Linked DNA regions of Homo sapiens: region 1 is linked to region 2. A link is a loop called in an ENCODE intact Hi-C map of the cell type or tissue named here. Cell type or tissue: endothelial cell of umbilical vein. All regions are shown on one strand.

Region 1 (4,000 bases), 50 kb before region 2:
ACTTTATTTTGACTTTCAGCAATTTGATGATGATATATCTAGGTCTTTTTTTTTTTCAGTATTCTACTTAGTGTTCACTAGCTTCTTAAATCCACAAATTAATAATTTGCTTCAAATTTAGAAAGCTTTCTGTCATTTTGTTCAATATTTTTCTTCTGCCTCTTTCTCTCTGTTCTCTCCTTCTGAGGATTGTGTTATGCATAACTTAGGATTCTGGAAATTGTCCTGGATGCTCTGGATCTCTGTCAATTTCTTTAATTGTTCTTTCTTTCTTTCTTTCTTTCTTTCTTTCTTTCTTTCTTTCTTTCTTCTCTTCCTTTCCTTCCTTCTTTTGTTCCTTCCTTCCTTCTTCATTCATTTTTGATTGGCTGCTTTCTAATGATTTATCTTCAAGTTTACTGTTTCTTTCTCTGCCACCTCAATCCTGCTGTTGATTTCACTGAATTAACTTTTTATCTCAGCTACTTTTTTCAATTTTATTATTTCCATTTGGTTCTTTTTTATAATGTCTATTTCTCTGTTGATATTTTATATTTTCATTCATTGTTAGCATATTTTCCTTTAATTCTTCAAGATTATTTTCTTTAATTTTAAAAACATATTTAAAAAACTTGTCTTGAATTTTTTGAAATCAATTTTAAAACTGACTATAAATGGCCTTTCTATGGCTCTCTAATTTCTAGGGTTTTTCTGTTAAATCCTGCTGGTTTACCCTTTACCCCAACTTGGACCCCAACCCTAGGCTGACAAAGCTTGGGGCTCTCCTCATCTAGTCTAAGTGGATTCACCATTTTATATTCAAGTAACCAGAATTATTTGCTGCCTTCCCATTCCAAGTTGATTCTACCACATCCAACAGGAAAGTTGGCTTTTGCTTCCATTCCCAGGTCAGAGTTGGAGAGGAAGATGGAGGAGTGGGAGTAACTTCAGGCAAGAAGGTCACAGGTTCCTGCTGTTTTTACCTGAATGTCCAACAATTTTTTAAGAATAAATGTTTCTCAAATTATTATGTCCCTTTGGTTGATTTCCAGAGTCATTGAATAGTTGTTTTTATTAATGCTGTCCAGTTTTACACTTGCTTTTTCATGAAGAGAAAAAACTCGACTTCTTTACATCACTATAGCAGGAAGTATTCCTCTTCACCATAGGTTTTAAGAGAATTAAATGAGTTTATTAATATAATTTGCTTAGAAGTGTCTAGAGTACTAAGCGCTATATGAGTTAGCTGTTATTACTATATTATTTATGTTTCTGCCATGTGTTCTAGAAATAAGGGTTATAGGGCTACTATATAGAAACTAGGGGTGTCCCTAATGCTGAATTCTAAATCCAGCAAAACTATTCAGAAATAAAGAAAAATAAAGACATTACCAGATTAAGAAAATCTAATTACTATGGAAATTGGGGATAATTTCTATATAGTAAACTGGTAAGGAAAGCCTTCACTGAGGAAGAAATAATTTAAATAAATACACAATGGAGGTTAGAAAGAGAATGATGGAGAGGTCTGGGAGGGTGGGTGTTAACAAATTTTTAAAACGGATTGGCTACCACATTATCTAGGAGGCCAAGCTTGCCTGACATGCCAGAAACAACAAGAAGGGCAGTGAAGCAGGAAGAAATTGGACAAGTGGGAATAATGTAGGCAATGTGATGAGTGGGGAATGTGGTGCCTGACCTTTGGTTTTGGCCCGAGAAAGACAGGAAACCAAATGTAGAGTTTTGAGAAAAAATGTTGATTGATCTGAACTGAGGTTTCAAAAGGATTACTCTGCTACAGAATGGAAAATGTGCTTTTGTTTGGGTAGTAAAAATAGAAACAAGGAGATCAGAAGGAAGGCTGTTGTTCATAACCCAGGAGACACATGGGAGCTTAGACCAAGTAGTAATGGTTGAGAGGGTCTATAATTTCTGGATATGTAAAGATTGTGGCAGTATGTGTGAGTAGAAGGAGGGTAAGCAAAAAGAGATTGGATTCTGGATATACAGATATTTTGAAAGCTGAACTGATAGGATTTGTTACCAGATTAGATGTAGGAAACAAAGTGAAGAGAAGAATCAAAAATGATGCCAGGCTTTTTGGTTTTCTTACACATTATTTGTATATAGGTAAAATTATATAATCATTTCATGGAACAATTTGGCATTCTGTAGGAAATTTAAAGATGCATGTGCCATACTTCTCGACAATTTTGCTTCTGTATTTTTACCCCAGAGAGACTTTTGTGCATATGCATCAAAGACATGTCTAAAATATTCACAGCAGCATTGTTCATGACTGCAAAATAAAGTGTAAAAAACAGTAAAATTGATTTATATACTGTAGTATGTACATATTATGGAACAGTATAAAACTGTTAAAATTTAACTAATCACCACAGGAATGAAGGACACAGTGTTGCACAAAATAAGCAAACTGCTGGGCTTTAGTAGGCGGTTTTCCCCTGACAGTGTGAAGGAGACTGAGAGGTTTGGACTAAGCAAAATTCACCACAACACAGCAAAGCGGCTGTGTCCAGACTGCTTCTCTAGATTCCTCCTCACTGGGCAGGGCATCTCTGCAGGAAATCCAGCAGCTCCAGTCAGGGGCTTACAGACAGGACTCTCAACTCCCTGGGACAGAGCACCTGAAGGGAGAGGCAGCTGCAGTCGCAGGGTCAGCGGATTTAATCTTTCCTGTCTGCTGGCTCTGAAGAGAGCAGCTGACCCTAACAAGGGGGACTCTCCCAGCAGAGTGCACCAGTTCTGCTAAGGGACAGACTGCCTCCTCAAGCAGGTTCCTGACTTTGCGCCTCTTGACTGGGAGAGACCTCCCAACAGGGATCAATAGACACCTCATACAGGAGAGCTGAAGCTTCCAGAGGAAGGAGCAGACAGCAATCTTTGATGTTCTGCAAACTCCATTGGTGAAACCTAGGTGACAGGGTCTGGAGTGGACCCCCATCAAACTGCAGCAGACCTGCAGAAGATGGGTCTAACTGTTAGAAGAAAAAGTAACAAACAGAAAGCAACAACAACAAAAGCATCAACAAAAAAGACCTCCTACAAAACCTCATCCAAAGGTCATCAGCTTCAAAGATCAAAGGTAGATAAATCCATGAAGATGAGGAAGAAACAGTGCAAAAACGCTGAAAATTCCAAAAGCCAGAATGCCTCTTCTCCTCCAAATGATTGTAACACTTCTCCAGCAAGGACACAGGACTGGACAGAGAATGAGATAGATTAATTGACAGAAGTAGGCTTCAGAAGGTGGGTAATAACAAACTCTGCTGAGCTAAAGGAGCATGTTCTAACCCAATGCAAAGAAGCTAAGAACATTGATAAAAGGTTACAGGAGCTGCTAACTAGAATAACCAGTTTAGAGAGGAACATAAATGACCTGATGGAGATGAAAAACACAGCACAAGAACTTCATGAAGCATACACAAGTATCAATAGCTGAATAAATCAAGCAGAAGAAAGGATATCAGAATTTGAAGACCATCTTGCTGAAATAAGGCATGCAGACAAGATTAGAGAAAAAATAATGAAAAGGAATGAACAAAACCTCCGAGAAATGTGGGACTATGTGAAGATACTGAAGCTACGATTGATTGGAGTACCTGAAAGAGACTGGGAGAATGGAATCAAGTTGGAAAACACACTTCAGGATATTATCCAGGAGAACTTCCCCAACCTAGCAAGACAGGCCAACATTCAAATTCAGGAAATACATAGAACACCACTAAGATACTCCATGAGAAGATCAACGCCAGGACACGTAATTTTCAGATTCTCCAAGGTTGAAACAAAGGAAAAAATGTTTAAGGGCAGCCAGAGAAAAAGGTCAGGTCACCTACAAAGGGAAGCTCATCAGACTAACAGCAGATCTCTCAGCAGAAACCCTACAAGCTAGAAGAGAGTGAGGGCAATATACAATATTCAATATTCAACATTCTTAAAGATAAGAATTTTTCAACCTAAAATTTCATATTATTAGAAATAAGTAGAATTTTACTTC
Region 2 (4,000 bases):
ACACTGTAAATGTTCAGTAAATATTTGTGGAATAAATGGATGTGAATAAATGAATGAAGGCAGGAAGGAAAAGTGTATTATTATTTGTCCTGCTTGGTATGTGATTGAGTCAGTCCTTTTCAGATAACATCTCCAGTTAATTTAGTCAAAATAAGACCCACTTTTCAAGCACTTTAGATCTGCAAAATCCCAAAAGCCATTTATGTTTTTTTTCTCAGAGCAGACAAATGGGGAGTGCATCAATTCTTAATAGCATACTAAAAGCAAACCTGAATTATGTGAGAGAAACAGTAAGATCTCTTCATCTCTCTCTTGTCTGTATGCTTGGGGAGTTGGGTCTGCTGGTGTAGAGATATGTTCATAACAGCAAATCCTAAACTTTGCTAAGAAGAAAAGTTCACATTTCCTAGTTGATTTCCTACAGCCTTGACGATTAATAATGGGAACCATACAGGATTTAGAACAATAATGACTAATTCTTAGTCATTGGTGGTTGGTAGCTGCTAACTGTAACATTTTCTAATCTGAAGACATTTCTTAACCATTAATACTTTGATAGAATGGTAAAATAATGACAAAGAATATTTAAAGGGTCCAGACAGTATCTGACCCATTTTTTGGCCCTTGATGAACAGAAAATAATATTATTTTGTATTTATCCAGATACCATTAAATTTGTTACATTTTATGTGGAAGACTTGAGGCAAGAAATATCTCACCCAAGATAGCTCATGAAATTTGGCCTTCAGTTCAATTTTGGACTTCACTTTGTCACTTACCAGTGCTGTGGTCTTGGACAAGCCTAAATTTTTTCATCTATAAAATGGAAATAATTAAAGTGCCTATCTAATAGGTACTTTTGGAATGATTAAGTGAAATGTTCTATACAAGGTGCTGAGAATATCACCTGACACATAGAAAAACAGAAATAATATGAGCTATACAAATAAAAACCTACCTAGAGCTTCACCCCTTTCTTTTAAAATTAATTGATATTTACAGTTTCAAGAGCATAGCATGGCTTTAACTTTAGTAGCAATATCTTAAAAGTCCACATGATGGAGAGGTTGCTCCATGCAGAGTAGACCAGCCATTCCATAGTAAAGATTATATTATCATTAATTTACCACTTATGTCCTTGCTTGAGAGGAAGGCTAAATTATACATATATATTAATTAGATACAGAGAGAGATTAATATATAGATTTATATATATATGTGTAGGTAGATATGTTGATTTGTTCACTGGTTGCTATATCATGTAGATATTCTATTTGGGGGAACAATTTTAATGCAAATATTAAACAGAAAAATATCAACATAAAGATAAAATAACAGTAACCTTTGTATTTCCTAGACAGCTCGTTAAATAAAAAATATCTTCAGACATCCAGGTGCACTGAGAAGCAACAATAGCAATTTCTCAAAGAGGAAAACTATGTACACATACACATACACACACACACACAAACACACACACACACACACACACAGCAGCAAACTCCCCCAATTTCATGGACTCCTCATTAGCAAAACAAGCTTTCTGCAGAGGAAATGAAAAAGGAAGGGACTTTTCATAAGTGGAAACTGTCCATGTGAGAGGAACAGACTCATTCAACAAGCATGGTAAGTCAGCTGCAGTCTAAAAGTCGAGTGTGTCAACACTGAAATCACCATCAAACCTTTCCTCAGACAGAAATGGGGGCAAAAGGAAAATAGCCATGGTGCAAAAGACGCGTTCATGTGGAAATGACTTAGCAGCAGTGGACAGGAAGCTGCTAAGAATAAGTTGTGTGGCCAGAGAGGGAGAGGGAAGGAGCTGGCCTTGCCCTCCCTCGGGTCCTCTCCCTCTGGCTATCTTTCTCTTTTCACCGGAGGCACCCTTTGTGAGGACCTCCTCACCTCTGTTACTGTGTCCAGTTTACTCTGGATGTCCTCCTCTGTTCTCACCTGGCTTCTCCCTAACAGACAAGAATATGGAAATTATAACTTTGGGAGGTATTTGTTTAGTAAAGTGTTTTTCTGTTTTTGTTTTGTTTTGTTTTGAGATGGAGTCTCGCTCTGTCACCCAGGCTGGAGTGCAGTGGCGCGATATCGGCTCACTGCAACCTCCAACTCCAGGGACAGTGACTGCAACCTCCAGCTCTGCCAGGGACAGTCACCCCAGGATCTCCAGCTTCCCTAGGCCCTGCTAGCCACCCTGGGGACTAATAATTCTCCTGCCTCAGCCTCCTGAGTAGCTGGGACTAAAGGCACATGCCACCATGCCCGGCTAATTTTTGTGTTTTTAGTAGAGACAGGGTTTCACCATGTGGCCAGGCTATTCTCAAACACCTGACCTCAAGTGATCTGCCAGCCTTGGCCTCACAAAGTGCTGGGATTACAGGCTTGAGCCACTGCACCTGGCCCTTTAGTAAAGTTTTATTTCTCTGTGCTTAATTTAATAGAAATCAGGTTAAATTTCTTCTCTATCTTTCCTTTAGAAACCTTCTTTTTTATTTCCATACAGCAAAACATTTTATGAATATACATATATACATATTTAGTGTACATTTTATATATATGTGTATATATACATATTTTGCATACACATACATGTGTATATAGAAATGTATACAAGCACATATATAAATTATAGACACAAACACACACACACACTGCTCAATAGAAAAAAAATTTAACTCCACATTGCACAATGAAAGAAAACAAGGAGATTAATTTTGGCAACTGTATTTTCCCCAGAATATTGCATTAAATTATCTTCTACAGATATAGTTGTGGGTGTTTATGATGACAATGTCTATTTTTTAACACTGTTCTGCCAATACGACAAAAAACTTACTTTGAAAAATCTTATTTAGGTACTAACCAGTTCCAATTAACTCCTTCCTATATATTCCATTTATTCTGACAATAAAAGTGTGTAGCTCGAGCTTGTTATCATAGGCAAGTCCAGGATTTAGTAGTATCATTCCTGTCTTAGAATTGACCTTCATGTCATTTTAATTTTTAAACTATTGGGTGTTCTCAAAAGCAAATAAAGGACCAATGTAATATTTAAAACACTTGACAAATGTAACAAACAAGTGACAAATTCAAAACAGAAAAATCTATGTTTCATTAGGGTAAAAGAAGAGAGCAACATATAATTAGTCTGCTTAGGAAAACACATCCACAGAATATATGCTGCAGGAGAAATGTAACAGGAGACTCACTCATCTACTGCAAGGCTTTGAAAAATGTTGGTATCTGTAAACAATAAAGAAAGAAAAGATATTCTTCTCTAATTATTAAAGAGATGTTCAACCATCTGCAAACTATTTTTTTAAGTTCTTGTTGTTCCCTTCCTTTGATTCATGCAAAGCCATGTTGTACCTTTGCTACTTTTGAGAATAATGGGACTTTGAAGTCAATTAAACTCATTCCTCAGCTTGAAGGGAGCAGCAGGTAGAATGTTGTCTTTGGCTCCTCATTAAGTAGTATATTGTTCCTTTCAATGATCTAATATCTACAGCATAATCCACAATTCCGCAGGTAGGTCTGGGTGATTATGCTTTTTCATATTTTATTTCTTTGGCAATACAAAGTCTAAGAGTAGGAAGTAAAAGTTAGTACTTAAATCCTGGGGCAAGTAGGGAGGATAATAATAATGAACAATTTGTGAAATTATTTTTATTTTTATTTTGCAACTTATGAGAAATCAAGAAAGGGAAACAAATTAAAGATTGATGCCTTGTTCTTTAAGAAAAGGTTATACCTAAGATTGTCATAAACTCAGCAATTCTCTCATTTTACATGATAAAGGTTATTTTTAAAATATAGATTTAGACATAGGAAACATTTTTAAATGAACCATGTACTTTTTTTATTAAAGTTTCAAATTTACTTCTTTTATTTCTTATAAGTCATCTTAGTTTGAAGTCAATGCCCAAGAATTAAAGTAGAACTCAGGGTTTTCTTCCCAGCTTAGCCTCATTAGCAAAAGTATCTGCCTATGCTT

What was found. Peaks named below come from ENCODE experiments on the same cell type or tissue, not always from the same donor. Only the 100,000 strongest peaks of a DNase experiment are listed, where the experiment ranks them.
Region 1: it touches region 2 in a loop (4-fold over the local background); 1 of 110 quality-filtered maps calls a loop at or near these places.

Annotation. Positions count from the first base shown.
Region 1 is chr2:182,180,318-182,184,317 of GRCh38, reverse strand. The region is part of intron 13 of PDE1A (phosphodiesterase 1A); the gene reads left to right. Among named protein-coding and RNA genes, the nearest start is that of PPP1R1C, 200 kb to the right of the region's middle. In endothelial cell of umbilical vein, no CTCF peak of the experiment used is centred here; a DNase peak (open chromatin) is centred at 1,647.
Region 2 is chr2:182,129,859-182,133,858 of GRCh38, reverse strand. It overlaps a transcript of PPP1R1C not described here. Among named protein-coding and RNA genes, the nearest start is that of PPP1R1C, 150 kb to the right of the region's middle. In endothelial cell of umbilical vein, no CTCF peak of the experiment used is centred here; DNase peaks (open chromatin) are centred at 428, 1,058 and 1,628; H3K27ac peaks cover 1,970 bases.